2 separate regions of the Homo sapiens genome follow, and region 1 is linked to region 2. Evidence: read pairs that join two places in POLR2A ChIA-PET (ENCODE). Cell type or tissue: OCI-LY7. All regions are shown on one strand. Each heading gives the region's core, and the rest is flanking DNA. Links, peaks and the distances in the headings are about the cores only. Region 1 overlaps BUD13 (BUD13 spliceosome associated protein). Region 2 overlaps CADM1 (cell adhesion molecule 1).

Region 1 (16,532 bases), core at 4,475-12,474, 1.4 Mb before region 2:
GGAATTAGAACTCTGCGTTCCTGATTCTCTGGTCCAAAGCTCTTTCCACTGTGAGTTCTCCTGCAATTTGTTTTCTGATTCTGCTTAGGATTTGGTGTTTGTTATTCATATGTCCTTTGTATTATCATATTAGTGTAACTCTCTTAAGACCTTATTTCCAAGGTAAAAAACAGTGGTTTCCTTGGTGCTTTGGAATACCATCCATGCTTCTAAGGTTGGAGAGGATGCCATTTATAATAAGCTTCCCTTCTTTTTTTTTTGAGACGGAATTTCGCTCTTGTTGCTCAGGCTGGAGTGCAAAATGGCACGATCTTGGCTCACTGGAACCTCCGCCTCCTAGGTTCAAGCAATTCTCTTGCCTCAGCCTCCCGAGTAGCTGGGATTACAGGCGTGAGCACCACGCCCAGCTAATTTTTGTATTTTTAGTAGAGACAGGGTTTCACCATGTTGGCCAGGCTGGTCTCGAACTTCTCATCTCAGGTGATTCACCTGCCTCGGCCTCCCAAAGTGCTGGGATTACAGGCGTGAGCCACCATGTCCGGCCAAGCTTCCCTTCTTAAAGCCCTCTGTTACTCACTCCACTCATCCCTTAAGGGAAAGTCTTAGCATACATGTTATAAGTGTAAGCAGCTAGGTAGTAGGTACTAGGGATTCCATGATTAAAGAGAGATAGCCCCTGAGCCCAGGAGCTCACTTTCAATCTAGAATAGAAGACAGACAGTTTCAACGCTGTTTGGTTAGTGTTACTATAGAAGATTTTCAAGATGTTTTGGGAGCACAAAGGAAGAGTAAGTTGAGCCTTAGGAGGATGTGAGTGATCAGGAAGTGCTTCCTAACGGATGAAATGTGGGAGCTGAGTTTTAAGGGATGTTGGTAACCAGCCAAGATAAGAAGGAAAGGAAGGATATTAAAGGAAGAGGGTCCTATATGTGCAGAGTCATAAGGCTATGAGACACCATGGTGTTACCAGGTGGTGGGGGTCCCTAAGTAATTTGCTGTTGTTGGATAGCATAAAGCGTGAGATGGATGAGAGAGGTTGGCAGACCGTGATCACAGAAGGCCCTGGAAGCCTATCTGAGGAGCTTGGTCTTCACCCTAGAGGTAAAGGGGAGACACGGAAGGATTAAAAACAGCTCTGCATTTTAGATAGACAAATCCATTATAGCAGTAATATGAAGGATTTGAAAGGTACAAGATTGGAAGTAGAACAGATACAAGGCTTTTGCAGTAGCTCAGGCTGAAAGTAATGAGTGTCTGAACTACGACTTGCAGGCAGTGGTAGTAAGGATGGTTAGTAAGAGAATAGGAAGTGGGGATGTGGTCAGGGGTGAGCTGGTGGGACCTGTTTGCTGATTTGGGGAAGAGGAAGGAGGAGTCATTGGATTTGGCAACAAGGAATGTCAGTGATGACCTGAAAGGGCTAGTTCCGTTGTGTAGTGAAACAATGGCCAGGTTCTAATGTATTAAGGAGTGAATGAAAAGTGAGGAAACAAATAGTGAATACAGGCTTTTTAAGAAGTTTAGATAAGAAGACCAAGAGAATGCATGGTAATTAAAGGGATTTGAGGTCCACTCACTACCTCCTTGAAATTCACCCCTGTATTGTTTTCCATGACACCCTACTCCTGGTTCTTTTCTCTGATCATTCTTGGCCACCTTTGCAAACTCCTCTTCCTCTGTGCACCTCTTAAGTCTTTCCCAGGGCTCCATCCATAATTTTTAGCTGTTCTCACTCTATGTGCTCCCTCTGGCTGATTCTTACCTAGTCATGTTTTCAACTATGACCTATATGTACATGATTTCCAAATCAGTATTTGCATCTTGGTCTGGTGTATTTAGCTGTTTGTTGGATTTCTCTATTGATTTAGACTTGAGAGATTTCAAATGCATTGTATTCAAAGCTGAACTCATCAGCTTCTACTGTAAGCCTGCTCCTACTCTTGTGCTCTCTAACTTGCCTCCTCCTTCTTTGTCCTTGTGTACCTAATCAATTAGTGCTGCTAATTAGTCTTACTAATTTTGCCTCCTGTGTCTTCTCTCTTCCGTCCCTCTTTATCATTGCCTTCATCATCTGTTGCCTGGACCATTGCAGTGATTTTCCTGCCCCAGATCCCCTCCAGAGTGATCTCTTTGAAATGCAGTTTAAGTTCTTGCTTTAAACCCATCGTTTCTGGATGAAATCTAAGCTTTTTACCATGGCCTACGCAGCTCATTATGCATTGGCCTCTGCGCCTTTCCAACTTTGACTCATGGCTGTTCCCTTTGTCATACTTCAGGTTCCAGCCATACCAGTTTGCCTTTGGTTTGCTGCACATACCAGGCCACTTCTTATTTCCGTGCCTTTGTTCTTGTTGCTCATTCTGTTCTGAAATGACCTCCAGACCCTTTCTGGCCCTTCCATCCCCAGTGCTGTAGTTAACACAGAGCCTTTACTGATCATTCTTGCCCAACCCTCATGTCACCTTTTTATCATACCTCCCCCAAGCTGATTAAGATACCCATTCTGTTTCCATGACACCCCATGCGTATTTCTACCAGAGTTTATGCTGTTCTTTTAATTTATTTGTTTAAATGTCTCTCTCTTCCACTAGTCTGGGAGTTCATCAGGACAGGTGCTGTGTCATACTCATTTTCATGTAGTGTCTACCATGGTACCTAGTATATAATGAAAATTCAATAAATGTTTGTGTAATGAATGGATAAAATATAAGATGTGGACATCAGCTGAGAGAGAACCAGGCTTTTAGAGTGGCAAACGTTTGAAATAGCTGTCAGAGTGGGGGAAGGGTGTGAACAAGGACTAAGAAAAGGATGAATGATATATTTTGTCCCTTTGATTCTATTGCATATGCCTTAAATATTTTCTTTTCTTTTTTGTTTCTTTCTTTCTTTTTTTTTTTTTTTTTTTTTGAGACAGAGTCTCTGTCACCCAGGCTGGAGTGCAGTGGCACGATCTCCGCTCACTGCAACCTCTGCTGTCCAGGTTCAAGCGATTCTCCTGCGTCAGCCTCCCGAATAGCTGGATTACAGGCACCTGCCACTGCACCTGGCTAATTTTTGTATTGTTAGTAGAGACAGGGTTTCACCATATTAGGCAGGCTGGTCTTGAATGCCTGACCTCGTGATCTACCCGCCTTGGCCTCCCAAAGTGCTGGGATTACAGGCGTGAGCCGCCGTGCCCGGCCATGCCTAAAATATTTTCATATGACTCCTTACTTTCCCCCCTTTTCATTATATTGTGAACTCTTCCCTTTCTTTTGAAACAAATGCCCCTTTCAGGGTTCTAGCTGAATAGTATGTCTCTTTTGATTGCAGATCCAATGGATTTGAACAGAAGCGCTTTGCCAGGCTTGCCAGCAAGAAGGCAGTGGAGGAACTTGCCTACAAATGGAGTGTTGAGGATATGTAACTTTCCTGAGGCTGTGGGGGTGGCTGGGCTGTGGTAGTGGGCATAGGCAGCGAGATATCCAGTGGTAACAGTTGTCTGTGCTAATAATTGGAGCCCACACAGACCAGCAACTTGTTGAATGCCAGTTTTGACCACAGAAGAATATTCGAGACCTGATGTTTGGACTGAGGTACCTGTACTTCTTGGGTGTGACAGCACCGGCTGTTGCTGGCTTTCAGAGGAAGCATTGATTTCTCATTGACCAGGGTTTGTTCTTGGTAGGGTTTTTCTTTTTCTTTTTTAAATAAACATGTATTTATTTTTTTAAAATTATCTTCTTAACTGGGTATTCTGTTTTGGGAAGAATACAGGCTAATATTGAACCTGTGGGGATTTGGGGGGTGGTGGTTGAATTTTTCACTAATCTAGAAAGCAGTGTGAGTAAAAACTTTCTTAGTGATAGATCCTTCCTCTGAGAAAACAGGAATTAGTACTAAACTAGACTCAGGAATAGACACACAGATATTTGGAGACATGGTGTATGATAAAGATAGTGTCACAAGTTAGTAGGGAAGAGATGGATAATAGTGCTCAGAAAATTGGCTTATTATATGGACAAAAATAAAGTTGAACCCTCATACCATATAAAACAAAAATCCCAAAGTGATTAAAGACCTAAATGAAAGATAACGTGATATACAGCTAGTAGGAACAAATGGCAAATGTTTTTGTGCCTTGGGGTAAAGATAAATTTCTTAAATAAGATCCCAAAGCACAATGCATAAGATTTGATAGCTTTGATTACTTTGTAATTAAAGGTTTCTATTTAGCAAAGCATCCCATAGTCAAAGCTAAAGATGGATACGGATTAGGAGAAAATATTTGCAGTGTCTAAAACTGACAAGGATTGCATATACAAGGGATAGAATATAGAAAGAGCTTCTGCAAATCATGAAGAAAAAGACAGATGAAATAAAAATATGCAAAAATATGAATAGGTAAAATCTAAAGAGAAAACCAGAGTGGCTCATAAGTATATTACCTCACTAGTAATTACAGATACGCTAATTAAAACACTGAGTTTCTACCTTACATCTTAGTTTGGCAAAAATAAGCAAGAGACTGATCTGATGGGGAATCAGAACTCATGGAATATTTTCTCTTCTTTTCTTTTCTCTTTTCCTTTCTTTCTTTTTTTTTTTTTTTTTAAAAAGACAGAGTCTTACTCTGTCATCCAGGCTGGAGTGCAGTGGTGCCTCTGCCTCCCAGGTTCAAGCAATCCTCCCACCTCAGCCTCCTGAGTAGCCAGGACTGTAGGCATGCGCTACACAATTTTTGTTTTTTTAGTAGAGATGGGGTTTCACCATGTTGGCCAGGCTGATCTCGTACTCCTGACCTCAGGTGATCCGCCCGCCTTGTCCTCCCAAAGTGCTGGGGTTACAGGCATGAACCACTGTGCCCGGCTACATGGAATATTTCAGCTGGTGTATTCATTTTGGAGAACAAATGAATGAAACTTACTGAAATCAAGTAATACCTAGGGAGCGATATTGCAGTTTTTAATAGTGTGGCTCTGGAGCTATACTGCCTGAATTTGAATCCCAGCTATGTCGTTTGCTAGCTGTGTAACCTTTGGTAAGCCAGTTAACTTCTCTATGCCTTAGTTTTTTCGTCTGTGAAATAGACATAATAGTACCTACCTCATAGGTTTATTGTAAGCTTAGAACAATGCCTGGCACACAGTAGTGTCACAGAATTATTAGCTGTTATTATTATCATTGTCATCATTATCATCAAGTAGGGCAGCCAGCTTCCACGATGGCCCCTAATGATCTCTGCCCTCTGGTATATAAACCCTTGTATAGTCCCCTCCCACAATAAATAAGGTTGACCTGTGTAACCAATAGGATGTACTAGAAATGTGTGACTTACGAAGGTAGGTCATAAAAGGTATTAAAATATCTGCCTTGTGCTATCTTGGATCCTTGCTCTGGAGGATGCCAGCTTCCATATCATGAGGACACTCAAGCAGCCCTCTGGAGAGGCCCAGGTAGAGAAGCTCTGAGGCCTCTCACCAACAGCCAGCACCAAATTGCCTTCTGTAGGAGTGAATCACCTTGGAAGTGCATCCGCCAGCTCTACTCAAGCCCTCCCTCAGGCTTGCAGCCCTGATCGACCTCGTGAGAGATCCTGACCCAGAACATCCAGCTCCAGATTCTTGAACCAAAGAAACTCTGAGATAATAAATGTTTAGTATTTATTTATTTATTTGAGGTGGAGTCTTACTCTGTTTCCCAGGCTGGAGTGCAGTGGTGTGATCTTGGCTCACCACAACCTCTGCCTCCCGGGTTCAAGCAATTCTCCTGCCTCAGCCACCCGAGTAGCTGGGACTACAGGTGCCCATGCCCAGCTAATTTTTGTATTTTTAGTAGAGGTGGGGTTTCACTATGTTGGCCAGGCTGGTCTTGAACTCCTGACCTCGTGATCTGCCCACCTCGGCCTCCCAAAGTGCTGGGATTACAGGCATGAGCCACTGCGCCTGGCCATGTTTAGTATTTTTTAAAAACTGCTTTATTGAGATATAATTTACATACTACACAATTCACCCACTTAAGGTGTATGATTCAGTGGCTTGTAATATATCACAGAGTTATGCAACCATCACCACATTTAATTTTAAAACATTTTTATCATCTTGTGGGTACAAGAAACCTTGTACCCATTAGCAGTCACTCCCCACTTTCCCCTAACTTCTCCAGCCTTAGGCAAACACTAATCTACTTTCTGCCTGTATAGTTTGCCCGTTCTGGACTTTCATATATTAATAAGATATGAGTGAGACTGTCATATAATATTTGGCCTTTTGTGTCTGGCTTTTTGTGCTTAGCATAATGTTTTCAAGGTTCATCCATGTTGTAATATGTATCAGCCCTACATTCCTTTTTAAGGCTGAATAATATTCCCTTGTGCGGATATACCACATTTTATTTATGCATCATTTGATGGGCATTCGAGTTGTTTCCACTGTTTGGGTATTATGAATAATGCTGCTGTGAACAATTCATGTATAAGTTTTTGTATGGATGTATATTTTCTTTTTTATATTCCTAGGGGTGGATATATTCCTAGGAGTGAAATTGCTGGGTCATATGTAACTCCATGTTTAACTTTTTGAGGAACTGCCAAACTTATTCCAAAGAAATGTATGCGCGTTCCAATTTCTCCACATGCTTGCCAACACTTATTATTTGTCTTTTTGATTATAGCCATCCTGATGGGTGGGAGGTGGTATATCATTATGGTTTTGATTTGCATTTTCCTGGTGGCTAGTGATGTTGAGCATCTTTATATATCTTTTGGAGAAATCTTTATTCAAATCCTTTGCCCATTTTTCATTTGGGTTATTGGTTATATATACACATACACAGGCACTCTCTTACGTAAAGGGTTCTTTATATATATCTTGGTTATAAGTCCTTTACTAGATACATGATTTGCAAATACTTTTCTCATTCTATGGGTTGTTATTGTTTTAAGCTGCTCAAGCATTTAGGGAAGGAAGTTTGCATTTAGGGTAGGTAAGCAACAGCAGTTACAGTTATAACCATAACAATTGTTATACAGCAACAGATAACTAATACTTTATGTACATACTTCAAAGTAGTTCCACTCCTGGCTATATCCTTCGGAGAAATTTGCATAAATCCTTGAGGAGTAGATACAAGGATGTTTTTCTATGTATAGTTTGGGTGGCAAGAATTTGGAAAAAACTTAGATGTCCATCACTAAGGAAATTGATAAGTAAAATGTGGTATATGCATATAATGGAGTTTTTTTTTTAAGTCAAATGCAAGCTGTTAGGAATTTCGTGAAATGGTAGACTTCAAGTGAAAAAATAAGGAACAGTGAAATTTAAAGCAAAAATCAGCTATATAAACACATGAAGTGATATTATTTTATAAGGAGGATATACACCTTAATCAGTAGAATAGGTTTGTGGGAGGGAACAGAATGAGACTAGAATGGAGAATGAAGCGGGGAAAGGGAAGCAAAGAGGGCTTTGCATGGATGAAAGTGATCGTGTATCATGAACTCAGGCCTGTGATAACTCAGTTCTGTGCACCTGAAGCCCTAAGTGCAGCTCCAGAAGCAAGGTCTGGTTTCATGGAATTGACATTTAGTACCCATATTAGTTAGGGTAGACTAAACTGCTAAAGCAGACTCCAAATAGACATGTGTTTCCCCCCTGCTCACTCGTGTAACATGCAGGTCGTTTCAGGTTGAGAAAGTAGGAGTGAGATACTCTATGAAGTTGTTTAGGGATCAGGCTGATGCCAGCTTCACTATGGCTTCCAAGGTTGTGTTGGGCATTACCATTTTAGTGAGTTGAGCAGAACGTGAAGGATTGCTTGGCAGATGTTACCGGCTAGCTCTAGAAGCGGCACACACTTCTACTCATATTCTGTTGGTAAGAACCTAGTCACAAGGCTCCCTCTTAATGCAAAGGAGCCCGAGGCATATAATATGCATCAGGAAGAAGGGATAAATGGATGTTGTTGGACACATAACATATTATCTTTGCCACATTATATACTTCTCAGACTTGTAAAGAAAGGCTGTCCATCCCCCAGCCATTTGAGACATACATAGATTTTTAAATAGTTTTGAGACCTGAAAATCCCGAAGGGAGTATCAGTTGGGGTCACTACCAAGTTAGGGATGTCTCTTCCCTAACTCTGGCCAGTGATTGTCAGAGAAGGGCTTAGGTAGGGAGATAAAATGTAAACTGGAATTGTGTCGAGAATCAGCATTTATGAGATGGAAGTACTTTATTTATTTTTACAGCTCAGATCTTGCTGTGTTGCCCAGGCTGGAGTGCTATGGCATGCTTGAAACTTGTGGGCTGTGATCCTACTGTCTCGCCTTCCCAAGGTGGCAGAGGAGGCATTCAACTCCTAGCTCATTGTCACACCCCTTCTGCACAGCTAGGTTTTGTTTCTGTATGGGTTCGGGTTTTAACTTCATTTTTGTGGGACCCTCACGCTGTTTCTTAGGAACACCTCACTCTTAAGAGGCTCAGAGGCTTTAGAAATCTGAAATCACTTTTTTTCCCTTAACAAAGGAATGTATTATTTATTTATTTATTCATTTTTTATTTTTTTGAGACCGAGTCTCGCTCTGTCGCTTAGGCTGGAGTGCAGTGGCACGATCTCGGCTCACTGCGACCTCCACCTCCTGGGTTCAAGCAATTCTGCCTCAGTCTTCCGAGTAGCTGAGATTACAGGCATGCGCAGGAATGTATTATTTATTTTTAAGCAGAGATTAAGGTGTAGGGAAAGCAGTTAGATTCTGTTTCAGGTGAGCTCTATGTTTATTTAGTAGGCATTAGTGAACATTTAAAAACTCCACCCCCTCCAATTTCTCTGCCTGTAAGTGTGAGAACACAGCACATCTTGTAGGGCAGAGATCGCAAGCCTGTCCAGTCCCTAGCTGACTGTCATTTCCTAGGCTGTCTACTAGAGGGCAGTGTGATATGCCTTTTCTAGACTGGCGAAAGCGGAGCCCTGGGTCTATACACACTTAATAATAGTAGGCCTTAGATCTAGAACATAATCCTGTTTCCAATATGGAAAAGATTTTCAAGAGAGAGACCTAGTATTTAGGTTTTGACCAGAATCTCCCTTACTTGGGCTTTGGAAACCTTTCTCTACGTGGAAGATTTTTTTTTTCCTTTTAATCAAATCTCCTTTCTTGCGCCTCCTCCACTTTCAAGTTTAGACTTAAGAAGCCATGAGCAATGTGAAAAACCTCTGAATTGTACATTTTAAAAGGGTGAACTTTATGGTATGATAATTATATCTGAATTTAAAAATATTAAAACAGGCCGGGAATGGTAGTGCATTCCTGTAATTCCAGCTACTCAAGAGGTCAAGTGGGAGGATCACTTAAGCACAGGAGTTCAGGACCAGCCTGGACAATGAGACCCCATCTCAATGAAATAAATAAAATTTAAAAAATGTAAAAACAACAAAAAAGAAGAATCACTGAGCAGACACTCTGGCTCAGATAGAATATAATAGTAGTAATAGACGTAGTAATAGACTGGAATGACTCAGTCTCTCCTTTATCTCTCCTGAATGATTCAAACTTGATGGTGTTGATCTTGGCCTTATACAGCTTCACCCTTTCAGAAAACAAGGGCACGTGGGCGATCTTGGTGGTAGGTTGATACTCAGGCAGTACCTGTGAACCCACCCCCTTGGGAGGGGACAGAGAGCAGTCTGCTGAAAAAGGAGTCAGTCTTTCCCTCCGCATATCACATCCAGCGCCCTCTGTCAGCTAAGGAATTACAAAGTGTGTGACTTTATCCTGTCACACGTAAAAATGCAATCTCTAGTGCTTAGTAAACAGGGCCTGTTTTCTTTATTTTCCTTTTAGTAGGAGAGGAAGCAATTGTGCAGAGAGGTTAACTTGCTCAAAATCGCTCTGAGTTGGGAAAGAGTCAGAATTTAAACAACAGATTCCTCTCCCTGCAGTTGTCACCCCCACCTATCTTCACTCCAGTAGCAAGGTAAGAGGTGAGGGGGCAGTCCAAGGGACTGTTTCCTGTCCAGAGCAGTTCTTACCAGGGGTTCTCATAGCCTCTGCAAGGAGGTCCTAGTGTACTTGAAGCTGAGTTCCCCAGTCCTGGAAGAACTGCTTGCTGGTAGTTTCAGTTTGGAACTCGGCTTTGAAGATCCTAACCAAGTGTGTTAGAGGGGCACGTGCCCTTGACTCGTGTGTGTGTGTGTGTGTGTGTGTGTGTGTGTGTGTTTTGAGACAGTTTCATTCTGTCACCCAGGCTGGAGTACAGTGGCGCGATCTCAGCTCACTGTAACCTCTGCCTCCTGGGTTCAGGCAATTCTTCTGCCTCAGCCTCCCCAGTAGCTGGGATTACAGATGTGCGCCACCACACCCAGCTGATTTTTGTATTTTCAGTAGAGACCGGGTTTCACCATGTTGGTCAGGCTGGTCTCAAACTCCTGATCTCAGGTGATCCGCCCACCTTGCCTCCCAAAGTGTTGGGATTATAGGCGTGAGCCACTGCGCCTGGCCCCTTGTCTCTTTTTGCCAGGGGCTTGGGAGGTGGTAGACAAGACCTCTGGGAAGAGAGGAATGCCTGTCTGGGAAAAAAATTATTGTTTTAATTGCTCTCTTTCATTAAGTACTTACTGTGTGTCAAACGTGTATGTTCAGTGCGTACTTACATTACCTCTGTTGTCAGGGAGAGATCAGTCTGTGAATGGTTGTAGATTAGGGAGAGCCACATTTCTGGGTCTCCCAAGAAAAGGGGGGTTGGGATATCCCAGCAGGATAAACTCTTCCTTGTTTTCCCCCATACATCCTGAAGTTATAGGACCTTCATGCTGATTACTTGTTGACAGAGAGCTTGGGCACTTTACCCTGGTCACTGTGTCCCCATCAAATTTGACAGTGCTGTTGCCAGCCAGGATGGCCGTCTCCTGCTTTGGCCAGCTCAGCTCTTCATGCAGATTAAGTAGTGGGCTGCCAGCCGGGGGCAGTTTCCTTCTGCACATGCTGGATATGTTTGCTGCCCGGGGTAAAAATAATGCTGCAGGATGGAGCCATGCCAAGGGGCTTCAGGTGGTATTTAACATCTCCTGGGGCTATTTCCTCCTGGGCTTCCAACTGCTGAAAAGCAGCTCCCTTCTGCTGCTCCCCCCAGTGGGAAGTTCAGTTTGTGGGGGGTTGAGGGGGGGCGAGGGGGGGTCCTTCTGACCTTCCCTTCATTAATTGGGCTTAGTAGGGGAAGTCAGTGGTGGTCAGTCTCCTAGAGTGAGAGGTCATCAAAAAGTAGTCCATGTTACCTCCTATCAAGTTACTTAACTTCTCTGAGCCACAGTTTCCTTATTTATTTATTTTTTGTTTTTTTTTTTGATACAGAGTCTCGCTCTTGTCCCTCAGGCTGGAGTGCAGTGGCGCAATCTCAGCTCACTGCAACCTCCGCCTCCCGGGTTCAAGTGATTCTCCTGCCTCAGCCTCCTGAGTAGCTGGGATTACAGGCTCCTGCCACCATGCCCGGCTAATTTTTGTATTTTTAATAGAGACGGGGTTTCACCATGTTGGCCAGGCTGGTCTCGAACTCCTGACCTCAGGTGATCCACCCACCTTGGCCTCCCAAAGTGCTGGGATTACAGGCGTGAGCCACTGCACCTGGCCACACAATTTCCTTATTTGTAAAATCAGGGTAATACCTCCCTTTCTGGTTATTGAGAGGATCTGAAATAAAGTTATCTAGCATAGTGTCTGGCATGTAGTAGGTGCTTAATAAATAGTTTCTTAAAATAGATACTTAAAGAGCATGTCTGCTGCCTCAGTGGCACATGTCCCAGTCTCTGTTGATCCTTCTCTTGTCTTATTCCTGGCTTTACCTGAACACCAGGGTCACAGTTCTCTGGCTGTGTTTGGAGAGCCAGTGTCTCTTGCTGGGTGGGATTGAGGGATGTACTATTTGAAGAAGAGTAGTCAAACAGGTGGGGATCTTCTGTCCCCTGGAGAGGGGGTGTCTAGAGGCGGGGGAGAAGTGATTGGCTTGTTCCAGTGATTCTTGCCTGTCTCATGGTAGCCTTCTATTACCCATTGCCCCTTGTCAGGGGAGAGGTGGGTGCTGGTGGTGGTGTCCAGACAGGACCCAGTTTGAATTTATTTGAAGCTGGGGACATAAGAACTAGTGGTGGGGGTGGGGAGGGGTGAGGAGTTCTCTGCATTTAACATTTAAGGGCATGTGGAATTTCAAAAGCAGTTTTCACCAGCATTTCATGTTTGTTTGGTTGTTTCTTTTGCCTTTGAGCATAGTGCTGGTTGGGGGCAGGGTGGCTTATGATGAAGATAGTCAGTGGTGGACTCCTGCATAGGTGGGTGGAACTCCATATAGGAAAACACATTACCGCTGGGCTTAGTGCGGTTGCTACGGTGTCTGTGTCTCCTAAGGGGCAGGAAAAAGAACAGTCTCTAGGAGCAAAAGAGGAAGAGAATTGAGTCAGGGGTTTTGTTCTCTCTCTGCTTCCAAAGCTGCAAGGCTGTGTCCATGAGACCTTGAGGAAGCCCCTCCAGTTCCTCAGTGGGAGGGAAGAAGGTTGGCCCTCTGCACTGGCTGTGTTTTGACAGAAGTAAAACTCTTGACTCAGCCTTCAAAGTTCAAGGGTGGGATATTGGGAGAGGATGAGCAGCTTTTTGGCTTGTTAAGAAAGTCACGTTTTTGGCCAGTATAAAGTGGAGGAGGCAGAGTGGGGTGAGGTGTGTGGGAGTCCTGTGGGATGGAGAAAGCAGTCTGCCAAGGGCCATGTTACCTGTGGGTGATGCAGAGAGGCTGTGGTCATAATGGGGAGCAGGTAGTGAGAACTCTGTGGGGAGGGCTGTGTTTGAACCACTGAGGTCTGAGCAGGGCCCAGGGCAGGAAGCGTCCTGTGTTCTCTGCCTATCCACCCTGCATTAAAGGGAGGGAAGCAGAGAGCAGGAGCTCTGGGGACAGGGAGGGGAGTGAGAGGGGGATGCCAGGTAGTGGGTGACTAGAGGACTCTTATCCACAGTCTCAGAGCACACAGAGATGGCTGAAGGATGCCACTTTAAGTGATACCTTCTGGTCATGCTGGCAGTAGCTTCTGTGCTCAGCACCATCTTCTGTCCCCCAGCTTTTGAGGGGGCACCTATGCTTTGGCAAATGGACTTTGGTTCTGAGGTTTGGTGTCTTAGGTTGCCTCAAGCCTGCACTGGTTTTGGGAGAGGAGGTAGAGGCAGCTGTGTCCCCAACAATAGATGACTGTGGCCAGCAGCTAAGGGAAGGGTCCAACTCTGGATCTCCACCGTGTGTGTGTGTGTGTGTGTGTGTGTGTGTGTGTGTGTGCCCAAGCTCTGGCCCTGCAGATGTCTATCTTTTCCTGCCCTCATCTCTGCTTCCCACACCCACCCCCCACCCACGTGCACACACCAGGTGTTGTCCTGAGACCTGAGACAGAGGGGTGAGCTGCATCTTGTCAGCTGTGTAGATCTGCCAGTAGCTCTACAGTGGCTCCCTTTCAGAATCTGGAATCACAAAATAAGAATCTCAGAGTTGGAAGATACCTTAAAGGGCTTCTAGTTATTCCACCTTCCCCATACCAATTAGTGTGTAAGTATTTCCATCAGTTCACTAGCTCAACTGCTGTTCCCCTCTAGTACCATGGAAATGCAGTGTTAATTCGATTAATCCTAGAATCAAAGTTGGAAAGAGCCTTCGACAAGAGCTAATCCTCACACTCACCCCAGTGCCAGGATCCCCTGGCAAAACACATTTATGTGATGTGCCGTTCCACTCACATTTGAACATATGTATTCCATTCCTGAGCAACTCTAGCTTTTTTCCAGTTGTCTTTCCCCATGGCTTCACCATTTGTCTGAATTATCCAACTTGGGGCTTATATAAAAAAAAGACTAACTCCTTTCTATCTGACACAATTTTAGATGTGTTGGGATAAATTTTTCTCCCTGTGCCCTACCTGTTTCCCTTCCTGGGCCCACAGCATTAAGCTAATAGGAGGAGAGTCTTGCATTAAAACTTATACAGGAAAGGAAGCAGACAATCTTTTACATAATAAGGTAGTAGGAAATTAATCTTCATACACGGAGTTTTATTTTTGAAATTATTATATTCTTATTTGTATAAATGTATGGAATAGAGGTGCAATTTTGTTCCATGCACAGCTTGTGTAGTGGTGAATTCAGGGCTTTTAGGATATCCATCACTTGCATAATGTACATAAGGCCCATGAAGTAATTTCTCATCATTCACCCCCCTCCCACCCTCTCACCCTTCCAAGTCTCCATTGTCTATCATTCCATGCTCTTATGTCCATGTGTACACATTATTATTATTTTTTGAGACAGAGTCCCACTTAGTCACCCAGGCTGGAGTGCAGTGGCGCGATCTCAGCTCACTGCACCCTCCACCTCCTGGGTTCAAGCGATTCTCTTGCCTCAGCCTCCCGAGTAGCTGGGATTACAAGCAAACACCACCATGCCTGGCTAATTTTTTTTTTTTTAATACTTTTATTAGAGACAGGGTTTTGCGTTGTTGGCCTGGCTGGTCTTGAACTCCTGACCTCAGGTGACCTACCTGCCTCAGCCTCCCAAAGTGTTGGGATTACAGGTATGAGCCACCGTGCCCAGGGTGTACGCATTATTTAGCCCCCACTTACAAGAGAGGACATGCAATATATGTCTTTCTGTGTCTGATTTGGTTTCACTTAAGATAATGGCTTCCAGTTCCATCCATGTTGCTGCAAAAGACCATGATTTCATTCTTTTTTTATGGCCGAATAGTATTCCATTGTGTATATATACTACAGTTTCTTTATCCAATCATCCATTGATGGCCACTTAGATTGAGGTTGATTCTATATTTTTGCTATTGTGAACAGTGCTGTGATAGACATATGAGCACACACAGAAGGTTTAATGGTGTTCATGGACACCTCCCCTAGAGGGCCTCATCCTTCTCCTCTACCCTCAGTTCAACAGCAGAACCAAGCGTGACAACCTGTGCCAGAGGCTGACACCAGAGGGAGAGGCAGGAGGAAAAGGATGCAGGACCCTAGAAGAGCCATAATGTTGCCATTAGAAGAAAGCTGCTGGGCCCATCTGACTTTTTTTTTCCCCCAGTTTCTTCAACCATCCTTTTTAATGCATGATTTCGAGTCTCACACTGACTTCTCTGAACTCATTCCAGTTGGAGTGAGCTGGGCCGTAATGTTCAAAGTGTGCTGATCAGAGTACAATGGGTATCACTTCCCTCAGTGTAGACATTATGCGTGTTTGTATGTGTGTGTTTATATGTATAGTGTAACCTCAAACTCCTGGGCTCAAGAGATCCTTCTTGCCTCAGCCTCCTGAGCAGCTGAGACTATAGGTGTGCACCACCATGCCTGGCTAAATTTTAAATATTTTGTAGAGATGGGGGTCACGCTATGTTGCCCAGGCTGGTCTCGAACTCCTGGGCTCCCTCTCACCTCAGCCTGCCAAAATGTTGGGATTACAGGCATGAGCCACCACACTCAGCTAGATATTCTATTTAATTAACTAATTAATTAATTTTTTTAGTGGGTTAAGGAGTGGAACGTTTAATAGACAGAAGAAAGCAGAGAGGAGAGCAGTTCCTTGTGAAGGAGAGAGAGATGTCTGAAAAAAGGCCTAGATAGATATTCTATTTTAATCAGTGTATTTAAGATTGGATTAGCTTTCTTTTTTTTTTTTTTTTTTTTTTTTTTTTTTTTTGAGATGGAGTCTCACTCTTGTTGCCCAGGCTGGAGTGCAATGGCACAATCTCAGCTCACTGCAACCTCTGCCTCCCAGGTTCAAGCCATTATCTTGGCTCAGCCCCCTGTGTAGCTGGGATTACAGGCACCTACCACCACGCCCGGCTAATTTTTATATTTTTTAGTAGAGATGGGGTTTCACCATGTTGGCCAGGCTGGTTTCAAACTCCTGACCTCAGGTGATCCACCCGCCTCGGCTTCCCAAAGTGCTGGGATTACAGGTGTGAGCTACCATGGCCGGCCTGGATTAGCTTTCATGGTGACCACATCACACCACGGATTCCCACTGCACTATCGTCAGAAGCTCCCGTGTCTCCTTTACACATATCGTGAGAAAGGAGATGGAGCCATGTTGCATCCATCTCTTTATTTGTGCAGTTGGTGTTTTGGACTCAGTATAGTTACCTTTAACCTCTAGAAATCCTACTTTCTTGTTCTTCTATGCTTTCTCAGCATGAAAGTGGTAGGATGCTAAGCTTTGTTCTGGTTTTTCTTGGTGCAGGAGAGGAGGAGGCCGGAATGGGGGTTACAACTTGGGCCCGGTTATACTCCTGAGGCTCAGATGAGCCCGGCCAACATGGCCTCATGCTGGAGAGGACTTAGCTTCTGAGTCAATTTGAAAAGTCTTTTAATATGAATTAAAGAGAAAGTGTGGGCTGGGGGCAGTGGCTCATGCATGTGATCCTAGTGCTTTGGGAGGCTGAGGTGGGTAGGTTGCTTGAGCCCAGGAGTTTGAGACCAGCCTGGGCAACATAGTGAGACCTTGTCTCTACAATAAGTTAAAAAATTAGCTG
Region 2 (8,000 bases), core at 1-8,000:
TTTTTAAAAAAATTGGCTTCAAAATTTTAGGAAATTTTGCATCAAGACTATAAAACAAAGTCATGTGGCTCGTAGGGAAATCAACAGAGCTCCTGTTTCAGAAACTTGATTAGCACTGGAAATTGAACTTTAGTTTTTGACATTGGGTTCCACACTATGCACCATCTCTGTAGTGTGCTCAGTCTGCATGCAGATTGTTTTCCTTAAGCTCTTTATAAATAAGATGACATTAAAAGAATAGTTTAATCATGTTTTCGTTTTTCAATATGTAACGCTAGAGAAGACGAGAAGTAGATTTCTTCATCTCATAAAACAAACTACCTTTGCAATAAAGTTCTGACTAAAACTTAACCCGGCATTTTTTTTTTCATTTATCTTGGTTATTGCTTTTCACATGTCTCGTGGTTCTTGTAAACATGATTTTCCCTCTGGAGCTAGATAGAAAGCTAAAGTCATAAAGGAAAGTGTTGGTATCCAAGCATCTTGCTTCTGATGTTTAGCCTTAAGAAATATATTTGAGCTTAAAAGAAAAGTAATAGGTTTGCTTGAATTTTCTTACTTTTCCTTCACATTCTCTTTTACTGCATCTATGGATAGCTCTAATACTTGCTTTAGATAGAGATCTGATGTAATTTTATAAAGCAGTGCTGTAAGATGACTGCAAAGGATGTTAATATTTCTGTTGACACTGCCTTGTAGATTTCCAATGAGCATGTGCAGATGTTAAGTCTGTAGATCTAGATCTGTAAGCACAACCATTGTCTTTGTTCTAAATGTTTGAATTTGTTTTAGATAGTCAAAATGATTACTCTACCTGTACATACTATGAAAAAGGGCTTCCCTAAGAGCTTGGGTAGTTTTTTCTTCTGACCATCCAGAAAGGTTTTTTGTTTTCTTTTTTTTTCTTCAATAAATTCAGCCTTTTCATAGCAGATGATTTATTACCGTGGTCGGTGACTCTGTATTTGGCTGATTTATTGAAAAGTCCATTTATTATCAGTAACTTTAGTTTATATTCATGGTAAGGACAGTGCTAATGCCATAATGCTTTGTATTTTCTCATTTTTTTCAGGTTTGTTCCTCTTTCATAGCTATGTGGATTAGGAACTAAAACTGAAAAGATCCCTTGTCAAATTTCAGATTGAATTTTAAGATACAAATTTTAATGAGATAATTTTGGAATGAATGGACCCTATAAGGTTATTCAGAGCTGTGGATTTTTTTTTAATAGGGGAATAAGAATGCATTCTGTTTTTAAAAAATGCTACCTCTATGTTTTTTTTTTTTCAGATACTGTTAACATTTGCTCTTTTTTCTAATACTTTATTTACTAAGACTTCATTCTTCTGTTTGATTAATGACAACCCCGAAAAGTATATTTTATCCCAACTTTTCTATTAAGTCTTTCTTTCCTTCAGTCTTCTGTGAAATCTGTTTCATTTAAAATTTTTTTCTAATTCTAAAGGTAGAATATCTTTATGTTGATAAAAAAGATAATCCATAAAAGTATAGTTTAGAGGATAAAATTCAGCTATAATCCTACCACTCAGAGAAAAATATTCTTGATATTAATATTTTTCACCTTCCATGCATATTACCATGCCTAGTTCAGATTAGACTCTTCTTGTTTTTATTTATTTAATATTGTATTATTTGCAGTCTTCTGTCTTTGTAAATATTCTTCAAGCATATGTTTTAAAGACTATATAATAATTAATTTTGTGGATGTATCATAATTGAATGGGCTATTTCTCCTTTTTTTTTTTTTTTTTTTTTTTTGGAAGAGATGGGGTCTCGCTATGTTGCCCAGGCTGGTTTGCAGTGGCTATTCACAGGTGCAAGCATGGCATACTACAGCCCTGAGCTCCTGGCCCAAGAGATCCTCCCTGGGCCCAGGAGCCTCAGCCTTCTGAGCACATGCGAACTACAGGTGCACAACTACTGTGCCTGGCTTGTTTCACCACTTTTAATCCTCTAGATTTTTCCAGAATTTTGCTATTGTAAATACTGCTTTCATGAATATCTTTGTATTTGATCTTTGCCTCTATTATATAGTGTTTCTTTGCAGGTTTCACAATTGAAATTCCTGGGTCAGATAATGGTTGTCTTGATTTCCTTCCTCCTGGCTGGAAATGACCATCTCACCACATGGTCATTTGTGTTTGGGAATGCGAATGTTAGTTTTTAAAGTATCTGATAATTATGCAGAGGAAAAATATAATTTTGCTTTAATTTGTGTTTATTTGCTGTCAGCGAGGTTGTTTTCCTCCAAAAGTTTATTAACCATTTGGTTTTCTTTTCAGTAGGGTTTTAGGTTCTTTAACCCATTTCTGAATCAATGTTTAATGTGTACGTATATGTGTGTCTGTGTGGTGTTTAATCAATGTAAATAGGCTTTTTAGAGTAGAGGTAATAAGCCTTTATATGTCCTATTATAACTCTTTAGAAATTCTCTGCCTAATTTTTGCCTTTTCTGCTTGAATAGGAAAAGCTTTAAGAAATCATTGAACTTAATGAATGATTCATTTATTTAACAGACACTTATTGAGTATCTATTACGTGCCAGGCACTGGAGTAAATAGACAAATATCTCCCCCTGCATAGAACATATATTTGAGTGGGGAGTAAGAAATAAACAATTAACACAATAAATGAACAAATTGTATAGTATTTTAAGAATGACAGCAACTATGGAAAAAAATAAGCAAGGTAAGAAGGACTAGGAGTACTAGGGAAAGGATTACAATTTTAAATGGGATGGTTAGGACTGGCTGTAATGAGAATATGACATGTGAACAGAAACGACTTGTTGTTTTTCTTGTATAGAAATATTTGTTCTTTGTGGTGATATTGTTAGTGTGGGCCTGATATTTTGTTTTTTTAATAACACAGATTTAATTCTGTGCTCTGTGGGTGATCTCCTTTTTAGGATAGCTAAAATGAATCACCTTGGTCCAGAGCCCTGCTGTACACTGTTGAAGGGGTCTGTAAGTTGATCTTCCTGTCTGCATGCATGGGCGGGAACTCTGCCTTTAATCAGGCTCCACCAGCTGTAGCACCAGAGCACTGAGTTTGTGGCCTTTGTATGTCAGAATGTGCATAGCTGTAAGAGAAGTTTTGTCAGTGTGAATCTGAGGGTGGAGTGAGATTTCTTCACCACCTGGTGAGAAATAATCTGTCTTGCAGTAAGTGCTAGTGTTGTTTTGTTTTGGGGAAAAAGGAAAAAACATTTTTCATGATGCAGGTGTTGAAATTTCTGGATTCCTCTCTCCCTCCCGCATCCTCCTCCTCTTCTCTTTTGCCTTTTCCTCCTTCTCCTTTTATTTCTACTTCTTTTTCTTGCTTAATTTTAGAATTTGATTCTGTTGCTGGATGTTATTTATTCTCTGGCATAACCATTGCAGTTCGTTTTTGGAGCTGTGCTCCACGGCCATTCACATTTTAGAATGGAACTGTGTTGTTTTGTCATTCATCACTCAAGTCTGAAAGACCATTGTAATCGTTTTGCTGATAAAGAACATGAATGTAAAGAAGAAATAGTGGTAAACCAGACAGCCCTGAGAGTGTGTTGTCTTGAAAAGGAACATGAGATCACAGAGAAGTTCTTTATTTTTGTTCATTTAAATTGATGAATTCTTTAAATTGTATGTCTAATTGTACTCATTTTTTTTATAGTTTAATGCAGACAGGTTATAAGATTCTAGACGCTAATTCACACTGATTTCTTTCACAAGTTAGGAGACAATTGTTGATTCATAAAACATGAGAGGAACTTTGGGTAATTGTCGATTGCATGACTATTCTGTGCATTTCTATTGCTTTGCTATCGGCAGTCATTAAATGGATTCAATTTGAAATCTGAATGAGAAATTAGTGTATTCTTATGAATGTGCCTCACATAAGTTTTAAATGAAGTGTTTGACTTTTTCATACATATCAACTTGGCAAAAGAATTTTAATTATTTTATTGGCTGAGTTTATGAGATTCATAGTTCAAGATTACTCAAACCAGGGTACATTTAGAAATAAATACAATTAAATGCTCACAAATGTGAAGGTCTTAAACAGGAACTGAGCTGTAATAATTGTTTAATCTAGAAACTTCCTCTTTTGTTTTGCTATACACTATTCTCTTAATACTCCCACCCTCCCCCAACCTTTTTTTTTTTTTTTTTAAGAGTAGCCTAACCTTTTGCTGGTGACTCCGGGAACCTATTAGAAAATGAATGGTGGTGCTGTTTCAGTTTTCCTTTCAGCCTTTCAGTTAACTAAACACTTACATCTGATCATTGTCACTTAGTTTTTCAAAGCACAGGTGTTTTCTCTTACCCTTCTTTCTCTGCCTCAGTCTCTCCCCTGCTTTTCTCCTTCTCTCCCTCTGTCCCCTACTTCTCTTCTTCCTATATTCCTCTACACTTCCTCTCTCCTTCTCTCTCTCGCCTCCCTTCCTCCCTCTCCTCCCTGCCCCCCAACCCTTTCCCCTTCTCCCTCTCTCTCAGTGAATATCACCATTTCCCAATATAATTGGGCTTGTCCAGTTCGACTTGTAGAATATTGGAGAATTTCAGCTTGAACATATACTCTGAGCAGGAGTGGTAAGAAATGTGACTGTTTAGCTCAAAAATTAATAGCTTGAAATCAGTGAAGCCACTGTCACATGCTCCATCTTTGTAAGCACCACTGCTTTTCCTTTTTTCTCCTGTGACATGGGGGGAGGTGGGATGGGAGGGTACACAGTAATCCCACTATCCTCTGATGGCTCAGAATAAGGAGAAAAGAGGCATTAATGGCTCATGAATGTGTGGATGCACAACTCTAAATAAGTACCACTTACGACTGTCTCCTAGTATGACTATGACTTCTCTGTTTTAGTTCCCATCTTTGAGACTACAAGTAGCTCAGATTCGATTTTGATAGTCGCACATCCACAGTATAATTTACTTACATAACAGGTGTTCCTGAAGATAAGTAAATGTAACTTATTCCTACTAACTTCTATAATTTAAAGAATAAAGCTTCTTTTGTATTATATAATTATTAGATTATATATCTAATTAATTATTAGTAGAAGAGAAAAAAAATCATCCATGAACCATCTCCTAGGAACAGATGACCAATATTGATAGTTTCTTGGATTTCTTTATAGGCATTTTTGTCTAAGGTTTTTCCTTTTATCTGCCTGTTTTACTTAGTTGTGATCATGCTATATGTATCATCTTTAGTCCTGTTGTTTGCACTTAATATCATGTCATGTGTTTTCAATTGTTATAAACTTTTGTAAACACATTTAAATACTGCATAATGTTCTTTGGAATTTACATAGCATAATTTAACCATTCTCCTCAGTTTTTGAAAACTACATGTGGTATTTTCAAGTTGCTTGCTTTTATAAACAATGCTTTGACAAATATCTTTGCACATATGACTTTTTCCACATTGAGGTGATATTTCCAGAAATAAAGTTATGAGATTAGGAACACCGTGTATGTTATTTTAAATTCACAAGGCTGTGTGAGTGAAGACATTGTTTTGTTTGTCTGTTGTTGTTGTTTACATTTTTTATTTGGAAATCGTTTCAAACTTACTGAAAAGTTGCAAAAATAGTACAATGTATACCCGTATTCATTTTACACGGATTCGCCTCTTATTGACATTTTGTTCCATTTGCTTTATCATTTGTGTCTGTGAACTCTCCCTCTGTCTTTTTCACTCCTTCCTTCTTTATCTTTTTCCCTTCCATCTTTCTCTGTGCATTTTTTCTGAACCATTCTAGGGTAAGTTGCATCCACCATGTCTTTTTGCCTCCAAATACATCAGAGTATATTTCCGAAGAATAAGATTTTCTTATGTAACTATGGTATAATTATTAGCTTCAGGAAATTTAACATTGACATAATACTTTTATCTAATCTTCTGTCAGCATTCTCCATATTTCAGTTTGGTCAGTTGATCTAATGATATCCTTTATAGCAATTTTCCTCCCTACAGTGCAAGATCCAGTCCAGGATTACATATTGCATCTAGCTGTTATGTCTCTTCAATCTACTTTAATGGGGAACAGTTCTTCAGGCTTTCTTTGTCTTTTGTGACATTGACATTAAAAAATATACAGAACTCCCCCACCTCTTTTATTTTTTAGGTAAAAAAGTTTTGAGTTTGATGTTTTGTCATGATGAGATTAAGGCTGTGTATTCCCAACCAGAATAATACTGAAGTAACATGTCCTTCACTATTATTCTGGAGATTACACTATTACATCCAGAGGTACCCAATGTCCTTCTACCCTTTGTTGGTGATAGTAATTTTGGTTATCTGATCAGGGCATTGCCTGATTTTTCTACTGTATAGTTACTATATTAACCCTTACAACTAATAAGCAATCCGTGGGAAGGCACTTTAAGAGCATGCAAATATCTTGTTCCTCTTCAAAACTCACCCCTTAGATTTAACATCTATTGATGATCCTTGCTTGAACCAGTCTTTTCTATGGTGATTTTCCAACTATAACACTTCATCAACCTTTACCAGTCAGTAGTTAGCATTCTCCTATAAAGAATTTTTCTATCCATTCATCCACCCATCCACCCATCCACCCACCCACTCTCATTGTCTGTCAGTCTGTCTATCCATCTATCTGTCTGTCTGCCTGTCTGTCAGTCGTATTGACTTATAGACTCCCCTTTTTAGTGGTGTATAGTTCACTACTTTTCTTAATTATTTTGGTGCTCAAATTGTCCTAGATTTAATTGGTGGGGGCCCCTTTAGATTGTCTCTTGTGTTCTTCTAATATGCTCCCATCATTTTCTCAGCACTAACTTTTTCTGGTGTGAGATGTGCTAGGCTTATCTTGTCCTTTCCCTGCCCTAGCCCTGTAATCAACCATTTCTCTGATGACTTCTGTTTTTGTTTTTTGGGTAGTTTTGTTTGTTTGTTTGTTTTTTTTTTAGAGGAGAAAGGTATTAGAAACCAATATTGGGGTGCTAGGTGTGCTGCTTACTAACAGGGTAGATTTGATTCTAGGCCTTTTTTAGGAGACAGGAAAAATAATATACACACACATGCATGTGTGCATACACAAGCACATATTTTAGGAATTGTGAGTTCACACTAATACTTCCAAGTTCAAACCATTTTCACAGAGAATGCTTATCTCCATTCTATAATGTATTATTCTTCCACAGTGAAAACCCTGCTGCCTAACACATTTGTTCATTTACTCAGTCCTTTAATACATCTAAAAATAGATTCAAATTATGTCACCCATACTACTACAGAAAAAGACCTACTAAAAAGTTCAGGACATGTTTTCCCTCCACACTTTCTTAGAATAGGGTAGATAGTAAAATTTTGAGTTCGTAACTTATATTATTCTTTTTCTCACCTCTCTTCATAGTGGTTATGTTTTTAATTTGAAGTACAATTTCCCTTTGCTTCATTTTCCCTTTGCTTCATTTTCCTTTCAATTTTAGGTTTTTATCTTTCCCATCTTTGTTTATTAATTTTATTTTTTGAATATGTGGAACACTAATATGCTTTCCAAATTCAAAACTCTGTATAAAGGTATACTGAGACATGTATTACTGCTAGAAGTTGGTCATTTATTTATAGCAAATGGGGTTCATCTCTTCAAGTTTAAAATGATCAACTTTATTTTTTAATCAAGCATACTTATTAGATATTCAAAGAGAAGAAAAGCAACCCTTGATTCTTGTGACCAGCCTTAGCTTTTTGTATAGTAGAAAATAAGAGATGTTTGGTTCACAGATAAGGCAAGTGACAGGCACTTCACGACAGAGGCTTGCTTAGCCCCTTTGTCTGTGTACAATGGGTTATGTTCCCTGCTTCCATACACTGTTGCTACTTGGTTGTTGTTGTTGTTTTTATATTTTACTTCTTGATGCTAGCTTACTGGTGATAAATTTCATTAGTTCCCACTCTTCTAGTTTAACTTTGAAAACATCTTTGAATAGTGGGTATATCAACTATATGCATTTTTCAAG

The links. Peaks named below come from ENCODE experiments on the same cell type or tissue, not always from the same donor. Only the 100,000 strongest peaks of a DNase experiment are listed, where the experiment ranks them.
Region 1: POLR2A ChIA-PET joins it to region 2 with 11 read pairs; 2 of 35 experiments call an interaction of 5 or more read pairs at or near these places.

Annotation. Positions count from the first base shown.
Region 1 is chr11:116,735,359-116,751,890 of GRCh38, reverse strand. It overlaps BUD13 (BUD13 spliceosome associated protein), which reads left to right. Exons shown (of 10, transcript NM_032725.4): 10 at 3,316-3,718. The coding sequence ends at 3,409. Among named protein-coding and RNA genes, the nearest start is that of BUD13, 29 kb to the left of the region's middle. RefSeq lists a silencer at 8,825-8,924. In OCI-LY7, for the core only: a CTCF peak has its summit at 8,912; a DNase peak (open chromatin) is centred at 8,910.
Region 2 is chr11:115,386,846-115,394,845 of GRCh38, reverse strand. All of the region lies in intron 1 of CADM1 (cell adhesion molecule 1), which reads left to right. Among named protein-coding and RNA genes, the nearest start is that of CADM1-AS1, 5.9 kb to the left of the region's middle. In OCI-LY7, for the core only: no CTCF peak of the experiment used is centred there; DNase peaks (open chromatin) are centred at 3,045 and 4,165; H3K4me3 peaks cover 2,242 bases; H3K27ac peaks cover 2,309 bases.